Linked DNA regions of Homo sapiens: region 1 is linked to region 2. Evidence: chromatin contacts called from ENCODE Hi-C data. All regions are on one chromosome and are shown on one strand. Each heading gives the region's core, a stretch centred on a gene start or an enhancer-like site at or near the end of the contact. The rest is flanking DNA. Distances are from core to core; before and after follow the strand shown. Region 1 holds the start of HEBP2 (heme binding protein 2). Region 2 holds the start of AHI1-DT (AHI1 divergent transcript).

Region 1 (4,838 bases), core at 1,306-3,805, 2.9 Mb after region 2:
CTCACCTTGTGATGATGGTTGCCCAGTCCTTGTGATGATGGTTGCCCAGATCTAAAGATCCTAAAAACCATTGACTAGTACACTTTAAATGGGTGAACTATATGGTATATGAATTATATCTTAATAAATCTCTTGGAAAAAATAAAGAATACATCTAACAAAAAAAAATTTAAGGGATATTTATTCCTTTTCCAATTGTTATAATAAAACCAGGTGGAAGAGAATGGTTGTAGCAGTTAGAAAAAAAAAGAATACAAATCTGGGGTTTGGCCATTAAAAGTTATTCATAAAAATGAGAGAAGAAAAGGCAAGAAGAAGTTATTTCACATTACAGACCTCTCCCTGGCCCCAAAGCCTAACATGTGCTTACCGAGTCAAAAAAGAGACACAGTTGATTCACAAGCTGAAGGTTGGAACTTGAATAGAACCCTAGGCAGGGCAGTGCCCCCCTGCCCGGCCCAGGTGCCACTAGGCACAGCACCAGAGTAAAAACTCAACAGCGGGGAGGCCGGACCCTCGAGGTTTGGGAGTTTAAGCACCCAACTTCTGGCTCAGGGATTTGGGGAGTAGGGTAAACAAAACCTACTTGGAAAAGAATTGGGGAAGAAAACCAAAAATTGCCTTCTGCAGGGCTGGGGACAGGGAAGGAGGCAGGGCCAGGGAAAGGCACATTTCATATCACTAATCTAACTTGGGAGGCTGTGGGGGACCGTCTTCAACTGGCCTTACGAGGAAAGCCACATGGCCGATTGGAGAATCCACAGGAGGGAGAGAAGGAAAGGGAATGTAGCTGGTAGGATGCAATAGCCCCTTCCTTTCTGGGCACAGGAGGGCAGCCAGGGCACCAGGTCCAGGCAGTAACCTCACAAGAACAGCAGTTTTTGCAGCTTAGAGATCACCCACCTGGCCCACCCAGCTACTCATTCTGCTCAGCGTGGGCTGGTGTAGGGCCACTCTCCGCCCCGAGGGAGTGGACAGCTCTGTAGCTTGGGGCCCTGCCTCTTCTTCTGAGGCAGTACTGCCTCTGCGCCCTTGGCCTGGGGCTCCTGGCTCTCAGGGGTGGCAACAGCCTTCCCTTCCTGGGCAGCGCCCTTGTCGCTGCAGGCATTGATCTTCCCCCACTCCTGTTCTTCCTCCATAGGTGAGGAGGCAGAAGAGTCACCCCACCCTCCTTCCCATTTCTCTTGAAGGACAAGCTGCTCTTAGAAACCCTTCTTGAAAGATAATTATTTATTTATTTATTTATTTATTTATTTATTTATTTATTTATTTATTTTAGACAGGGTATCACTCTGTTACCCAAGCTAGAGTGCAGTGGCGCAATCTCGGCTCACTGCAGCTTCGACCTCCCCAGGCTCAAGCCGATCCTCCCACCTCAGCCTCCCGAGTAGCTGAGATCACAACCCCAGCACACTCAGCTTTTTTTTTTTTTTTTTTTTTTTTGGAAGGCAGCTATGCTCTCCACTCTACTATCAACGCTATTTTATTGTATTTTTGTAGAGACGGGTTTTCGCCATGTTGCCCAGTCTGGTCTCGAACTCCTGGGCTCAAGCGATCACCCCTGTCTTGGCCTCCCAAAATGAAGGGATTACAGGCGTGAGCCACCGTGCCTGGCCTTGAAAGGCAATTTCGTCTTCTTGGAAGTCTCCTTGCGAGGGAGGGAGCCTCCCCTTTGGCCTCAGCACCCTGGCTAGGGGGTGCTGGCTCCATGGCATTGCCAATGGTCCCGGCTGCCTCTTCTGTTCACAGGGGCCTACTCCCCTTCACCCTTGGGGGATGTCACCATTGCTTTTCACGTGGCCACCCTCCTGTCCGTTGGCTTTCGCGTGGGGAGTGCCTGCTGCCTCTGCGGCGGTCACGTCGCCCCGGAGAGCCTCGGAGCTCTGGCTGCCCACGATGGGAGTCCTCTGGGGGGCGCCGGAGCCGTGCCGGGTCCCCGCCGCAGGGGACAGTAACGCGGAGTCGGCCTGGCCGGCGGAAAGGGGGTGCTGGGGAACAGAGCCGCACCCCACTCGGCTCGGGAAAGCCCTGGTAACCAAAATTCTTGAAAAGCACTAGTGTCTGGCCTCGGCACTAACTCTCCCCGAGTCTCGTTAAGCCTGCGGGGATGACTCAGAGGGTCTGGGGTCCTGTCGGGGAAAAGTTCAGAAACCAGAACAGTTCCAGATTCTCTCCATGTGTCTGTGGTCCCACCACCTCCTCCGCAAGGGACCCTGAAAGCTGTCTGGGACCTAGGACAACTTCTTGGGATGAGTACGGCCATTCGCCCTGGCTGAGCCCCAGGAGTGCGGGCAGGGGCCGCGGGGGTCGGGTCGCCAGCCGCCACCTCCTGCCTTTCTCTGCCTGCGGTGCGCTGGGACACCCTCGAGGCGGCTCAGCGCCCGCGGTTCCCAGCGCGGGCGGGGCCGCGGCAGAGGTTCCCAAACCGGTTGCACAGAAACAGCGCCACCCCCTACTGCCCGCGGGGCCACCTGTGTGTGCCTTTCCTTCAAAAACAAAGGCGGGGCGGGGGCGGAAGTGCCTCAAAAGAAGGCGGGCCGAAGCGAGGTGCGGCTCCCTGTCGCCGCGGAGGGGCGGGGGCAGGACGCGCAACTCCGGCCGGAGCTGTCCGGGGTCGTGAGCCGGCCCCGCCTTGGTGGCGGCGCCCCCTCGCGGTCCAGAGGCAGACGCATCGGGTGGGCTCGGGTCTCCAGCCCGGCCGGGAGGAGGGACCGGGTCTGCGGAGCGGGGACTCGGGGCCTCGGCGGGGCGCGCACACGCAGGCGGGGCGGCCCGGGGTGCGGGGCCTCTGCGCGGCTGACCAGGCTCCCAGAGCGTCAGCGCCGCCCATGGCCGAGCCGCTCCAGCCAGACCCCGGGGCGGCCGAGGACGCGGCGGCCCAAGCTGTGGAGACGCCGGGCTGGAAGGCCCCGGAGGACGCCGGCCCCCAGGTAGGCGCCGACTCGGGAGCGGAGGGGCTGGGCCCGCCTTCCGGCTGATTTGCAGTGAGGCCAGCGGGTCCCATAGAGTTAAGTAAAAAGTACAGTTTTTTAAATGGTCCCAGTCCCTACCCACTATGCTACGCAAACGAGAAACCCCGGTCATTTAGCTCTACCCTCCCCGCTACCCCCAGTGCAGGTCCCATCTCAATTTCTTGTCTTTGCGGGGTGGTGGGGCGGGGAGGAACTGGTTACGTCCCAGAACGCGCGGTGGAACCCTCCGAACCGAGGGGGTGTAATAGATGCTTGTCTGAAAGTGTGAATCGAGTCCCCAGCGTGTGGGGTTGGGGCCGCTGCGGTCCCTAATCGCAAGGAGGGGAACCTCGTGGAGGGGAACCTCCCAGACCTAAGGAGCGGGGACCTCAGGCCGGACCCCGGGGCGGTGCAGCCCCTAGACAGGACGGCTCCAGGTCGACCCGAGATCATGGCACCGGTATTTTTGCATCTCACTCCTACCCTCTTAGAATTGCTTCTCGAAGTTTTCTCTGTTCCACTTTAGCCCGGAAGTTATGAGATCCGACACTATGGACCAGCCAAGTGGGTCAGCACGTCCGTGGAGTCTATGGACTGGGATTCAGCCATCCAGACGGGCTTTACGAAACTGAACAGCTACATTCAAGGCAAAAACGAGAAAGGTAAAAGCAGTTTTCCTTGTAATTATGCATATTGTGAAAGAGTCCCCGGGCTTATTATTGAGTTTTAGCTTATTAAAGAAATATCCTTTATAATGGAAAAATAAGCAAGTCATCAAAGACTTGTCTTGTTTTCAGACAAGACTCCTCAGGACCAGGGTTACACTGGGTATTACTTTTCAACCTCTGTTCTCTGATTTTGCTGGATGAACTGGGGTTTGGTGTAACTCGTGATAAGTCCTTTTCTATGGCTAACACCTCAAGATAATTTGGTGACTGGTAGGATCAGAGACGTCAGGAGGCAAGAAGGTACCAAGATTAGAAGCATCAAGTCATAGCTTTTGGTCTGGCTTTGCTGCTATTTATATTTTAGCAGGTCTCTTAGCCTGTGGGACCTCATTTTCTGAATGGTAAGAAAAAATAATTTACTGACCATGTAATCTCTAATTTCCCCTTTTATCTCTAAAAATTAAGAATTTATTAACCCAGAATATCAGTATTACAGAAAGTGGTTTAATGTGGGCAGTGAGCAATTGAGTAATTTTGGCCTTACTGTTTTAAGATGAAAATTATCTTAAAGGTAAATATGTCAACAATGTGAAGTAAATCAAGGAACCCAGATCAAAAAAGAATAGGTTAAATGTTTAAAGCTGTCAAAAATACACTAAATTTGCTTTCATTTTTATGTCACAGAGATGAAAATAAAGATGACAGCTCCAGTGACAAGCTACGTGGAGCCTGGTTCAGGTCCTTTTAGTGAGTCTACCATTACCATTTCCCTGTATATTCCCTCTGAACAGCAATTTGATCCACCCAGGCCTTTAGAGTCAGATGTCTTCATTGAAGATAGAGCCGAAATGACTGTGTTTGTACGGTAAGTGGTAGATAATTTATAGCCTTGCTGACTGCTAGTTTTACTTGCGTGCACTCACAGTTTAGCTCCAATGCAATTTCAAAAGGCTTTTTCACCCTTCCATAAAATCAGGTCTAATGCATTTTGTGATGTTTTCCTACTGGCTTTGTTGTATATGTTACTGAGGTCTGTCACAAGATAATAATCACTTCATTTAATGAGTCTATTGCATGCCCTTCATATAAGACACGGTGCAAATTATATGCTCCCAAAACAAAAGACTGCAATATAGTTAGACCTGAACAAAAATACCTTAAAACAGAAGTCTTAGTTTGTTCAGGCTGTTGTAACAAAATACCGTAGGCTGGGTAGTTT
Region 2 (5,134 bases), core at 957-3,456:
AGCTCCCTCTACCTCAACCTTGAATTTTCACCCTGGTAAAATGTTCTGTAACTCCCACCAAACTGCTAGCTTTGGAGGACCAAGCCAATGCTCTCTTATAGTTATGTATCTGCCACTATGAAAGAAAAGAGAGGAGAAGAAGAGAGAAGCGAAGTGAAGAGAAGCAAAAGCAAAGCGAGTAAAAAAGACTCAGGCTTGAGCTCTAGTGTCACCACTTACTGATGTGTGGCCTTGGGCAAGCTACTTAATTTCTAATCCTTGGTTTTTCCTTGTCTGGGAATTTAAAATGGCACCTATTTTAGTACTGTAAGGAGAAGAGAAAATACCAAAAAGCAAAGTAATCAGTACATTGCAATAAAATTACTTTATGTCCATTATTATTGTATTAAAAATAAGTAAATAATTACAAATAAAATATATAAATCATATACTTATTTACTATTAACAGCTTAATACACAACTAAACTAATAAATACTAATATTATGTAATGATAACACAGCAAATACAGTACAGAAATCATCTCTAATTTTTTTTTTTTGGAGACAGAGTCTCGCTCTGTTGCCCAGGTTGGAGTGCAGTGGCACAATCTCAGCTCACTGCTGCCTCCGCCTCCTGGGTTCAAGCAATTCACCTGCCTCAGCCTCCCTGGTAGCTGGGACTACAGGTGTGGGCCATCACACCCAGCTAATTTTTGTATTTTTAGTAGAGATGGGGTTTCACCAACATTGGCCAGGCTGATACTGAACTCCTGACCTCAAGTGATCCACCCACTTTAGCCTCCCAAAGTGCTAGGATTACAGGCGTGACCCACTGCGCTCAGCCATCTCTAAATCTTAATATGTACTACAGCAAACATGATAGAATTAACGGCTAATATTTGATTAGTAACCTCTGCAAAAAATCAGATAGGACTTTAAAAGACACCTCTGATTCTTATATATTCCATTATTTTACAACTTCTCCCTCACAAACCCTTTCACAGGAGCGTCTAAGAGATATTACACAGGAAAATTAAATGGATTACATTTCATCTCATTTTATTTTACAGACAACCTGATTATCAGCCAATATGTGGCTCAATATCATTGGGAGAAAAAACTGAGAGGCTTGATAATTCGCTCCTTAACCAAATGTTATCGCAAGGGAAAAAAAGACAAACAAAAATCCTGTATACAAAATTCAATGAATAAATCAACAAGATTCTTCATAAGTAAACAAGATTCTAACTTCATAAATATTATTCCTCATAAACAAGATTCTAGGTATGGTTTAAAAACACTTTTGGTATTTGAATTTCTTTCAAGCATTCTTTAAAAAATTTCCCAGAGTACTCATAAGAAGCAATCTTCCTCCTAACGCCCAAGCAGTAACAGCAACTGTTAATGCAACAGGTGAAAAAATCGTTGGCATCTCTTTCTCAAAAGAAAGGGGAAAGCTTTATTTTCACAATAGATGTTTTTACAGGAATGCTAAACGCAGCACAACCTTTGATAAGGATTCTTAAATGGTCTACATTTTTGTTCTATTTTTATGCATCTCGAAACAACCCTATTAATATAATTTGGCTCTTATAAATATAACAAATTGATCACCTTTTCTCAGACATAATTAAGAAGGCTTTGACAGGTTGAAGATTCAGCCCCAGGTTGACACTCTAAAAGGAAATAAACACACTCAGTACACATCTGATTTAAAAGCATTTAAATAAGAATCGGGAGTAGGAAAGGCAAAGATTGAATTCTCTATCAGAGCACCATGCTCAACTCTCCGGGGACACGGAGACCAGTGAAAGAAGCGCAAAAGTACGGTGAGGACTCTCAGAAATCGCATTCCCCCGGGACACCCGGCCCACGCTCGTCGGTCACTACGCTATCAGCCTCCGCGCTCTCGGACTCCAGCAGCCCCGACACGCCGCCCAGGAGAGGGCCGGGCAGGCCGAGCACCCCGGCCCGCGCTCCCGCCACCAGCGCACCCATGATGTACTCACGGAGAGGGGTACGCAGAACCGCCCGTCCCGCCGGAGCCGACACCCGGAGCAGTGCAAATCAACTCCCCCAGCCTAGCGGCGCGTGCGCGAAGTGAGGCGGCCACGCAGCCACCTAACCCGCCAGCGACCCGTGTCCTGAAAGCAAGCCGCGGCTCTGTGCCGCAGTGCGGACAGCGCGCCGCCTGCTGACGTCAGCGCCTGCCTACGCCGCCGTTCCCATGGCGACCGATGCGTCCCGCGCTCTAGGCGAAGACCGCGGCCCCGTCCCCGCGCCTCCACCGCCTTCTTCCAGGAGGAGGGGCCGTGCGGCGCCTGCCCGGGGGCCCTCAGGCCGCAGGCGGGCGCGAGCTTCAGGGAACTTAGGGGGCTCCCGCCTCCCCGGCCACGCGAGCGGGAACAGTCTCCTCCACTCGGAGCGGTAAGGGACCCGGAAATGCGCGGGTGCCCCTACAGAGTCTTGAGTTTTCCCCGCCCTCACCTCCGAAAATGCTCTTTTCGCCTTAGAATTGTAGCTAGCGCAGGGAAAAACTGACTGGGCAAAGGAAAACTGGGGAGGCTGTCATGGAAGCCGCCCAGAATAAGAAAATGAATGAATGAGGCAAAGAAACAGATTTGTCACTCCCCACGCGATCGCGCCCACAAAAGAAAACATGGTTTTAAGGCGTGGAAAATGAAGTTGTACTACAGACAAAATTTTAAGAAAAAATTATCCACTGTTCCTTTAGAGCTATCTCCCTGTGTGTGAAAAACAAAACAAAAGTTAAAACGCCATCCTTTTCTACACCTAATGCTCCCTCCCACTTTTCTGATTTCTGCCACAGGCGCCATCTTCAGCTCTGAGTCACCAGGGCTGGAAAAATACTAGATGCGCTACTCGTGGACTCGTGAATACACTCGTGAATACAGGCCATTTCCTGTACCTACAGCCACCCGCTGTAAGCTGTTGCTTCATTTGTACAGTAAGAGTTTATGGAGGCCAGCTTTTCCATTCTTACTGACATTGCCACACCTTACAAACTATATGTCTTGTGCTTCCCTAAATCCTGTGAGGAAGCAACGAGAAAGATTACTAATCCAATGCGTACCGAACTGAGCTGTTCAACTTTCCGTTCTAAACATACTCTCCTAGATTTCTATCTTGCTGTAAGCCACCACAATCCTCCCAGTGTTTTAGTAAGAACAGTAGAGTATCCTAAATGCATCTTATGCCAAAGCATATCCATTCTCTCTTTTTAACTTCCTCAGATGGGCCCTTTACCAGTTCTCTGACTCCAGTTTGACTCTTAAATTCTCCACACTGCTATCAGAATGACCTGACTAAAAATGTAAATCGGATAATGGCACTCTCCTGCTGAAAATTTTTGAAAGGCAATCTGTAAGAGAAAATGATTACTTTGCCTAGGATACAAGATTCTCCATCTCCCTGACTAGTTTCATCTCTCGTTAGCTTCTTGTTCCAATTTTATGCAATATTGAATCATGTGTACCATGCAGTTTTATGCAACATTGAATTATGTGTACCATGAAAAACAATCCATAGCCTTTCACGCCCCGTCCTTACTCATATTGTCCTCTCTTCCTGAAAATTCCTCCTTTTACACTCCTGCATCACAGCCAAATGTTGTCCATCCTTTGAATCTTAAGCAGGTTGACTGACTCCTTCAAACACTCCTACTCCCTATTAGACTTCGGATACTCATTCTATATATTAGACTTTGGATGCTCATTCTATAGTTTCATAGTTTACTTTGTATTTTCTCTATCCCCAGCATCTACCACAGTGTCTATGAAATAGTTGGCATTTCATGAACATTTGTTGAATGAATAATGGATAACATATATTGAGCTCCTTCTAGGAGGTATGCATTGTAGGTGTTTTATGTACTTTTCATCTGTCCTCACAACTGCATTTAAGTACCTGCTTTTCCAAAGGGAAGTTATAACTCTGACTGCTCATTCTTAGTAGGGTGTTAGTTTCAGAATACAATCCCCAGACTAGCGGATGTGTAACCCTGTTATCATCTCTTGCTTCTCCATTTACAGTAGCATGCAGAGGTGCAGTGGGGTGGGGGAGGTCAGGGAATATTTCATAGCAGAAGTGACATTTAAGTAAAGACCAAAATAATGTGTAGAGTTGTCCAGGTTAGGAAGGGTTTCCAGGTAGAAGAAGGTGGCGTATAGTGTTCACTACAAGAAAGTTTGGTATAATACAAGAACTGGAAGAAAAAAAAAAAAAGTTCAAGTTGGCTAACTAAAAGGTAGAGAATGAGACTAGGGGCTTTTGGAGGAGACAAAACAAGAGAGTTAAACAAGCTATGAAGAGACCCAGACAGTATTGGTCAGTGGAATACCACTATAGAATTTTATGGAGTGAAATTTTCAAATTTTAATATCATAAAGATAACTCTGGCTGCAGGGTGGAGAACAGACAGGAAGGAAGCAAATCTAGATCTGGGAATACCATTTAAGATGCCGTTGCTGTAAGCCATGTAAGAGACAAAGGTGGCATGGTCAAGGCTAAGAAAAATCAGAATGGAGAGAAATGGACCAATTTGAGAAATTTTTAGGAGGTAAAAATGTCAGGACTTAGTGATTGATTGGATGGAAGAGTGAATGATAAGAAATAATAAAAAACGATGACCAGCTGTTTTGCCTTCCCCTTGGCAAGTAAAGAGGTGGCAAGCATGAAAGGGGAGTGAGGAAATAAATATGTTGGGTCTAATGGGAGCCAGGTTTCTCACTGACAGAGAAGGACGTTACAAATTGAGAGAGGAAGAATTCCACAGTGACCTTTGTGGTGATGTTGAATTGGAATTGAATATGTCAGTGTCAACTCATAGTTTTCAATATATACATAAACATATGTAAAAATAAATATAGAGGAAAGTATGTCTGTATGTGTGTGCGTATCTATCTATTATGCTCTTCCTAGCTCTATCTGCTGAAAGGGTTTCAGAGTAATGGTATACTAGAAGCAATGAGCACATGTGCCTAGATCTTGGTTTCTGAACAGTATTATTCACTAAAAGTAACTGGGTCCCTTGGAGAAATGGTTGATTTTAGAACAGGAGCCTGGAAAATTCTTGTTGCACCAGAAGTTAAGGAAGTTAATACAGAATGAAGAAACATATCAAAAGGTCACAGAA

Evidence for each region. Hi-C counts contacts between places; a loop is a spot of excess contacts on that map. Pooled maps may share reads with other maps.
Region 1: a map of ascending aorta shows a loop between it and region 2 (8-fold over the local background). The contact joins the promoter of HEBP2 here to the promoter of AHI1-DT in region 2. A Hi-C loop is called at or near these places in 3 of 168 maps with a recorded cell type or tissue (ascending aorta, endothelial cell of umbilical vein and naive thymus-derived CD4-positive, alpha-beta T cell) and 12 of 50 pooled maps.

The regions. Positions count from the first base shown.
Region 1 is chr6:138,401,668-138,406,505 of GRCh38, forward strand. HEBP2 (heme binding protein 2) reads left to right here and starts at 2,556. Exons shown (of 4, transcript NM_014320.3): 1 at 2,556-2,930; 2 at 3,478-3,613; 3 at 4,304-4,484. The coding sequence starts at 2,829. It also overlaps the pseudogene MARCKSL1P2. RefSeq lists enhancers at 1,250-1,770, 2,292-2,812 and silencers at 1,972-2,041, 2,172-3,021.
Region 2 is chr6:135,495,595-135,500,728 of GRCh38, forward strand. AHI1-DT (AHI1 divergent transcript) reads left to right here and starts at 2,207. Exons shown (of 6, transcript NR_152842.1): 1 at 2,207-2,406; 2 at 2,810-2,923. It overlaps AHI1 (Abelson helper integration site 1), which reads right to left and starts at 2,146. Exons shown (of 29, transcript NM_001134831.2): 1 at 1,989-2,146; 2 at 1,594-1,655; 3 at 220-304. RefSeq lists silencers at 1,857-1,916, 2,267-2,486.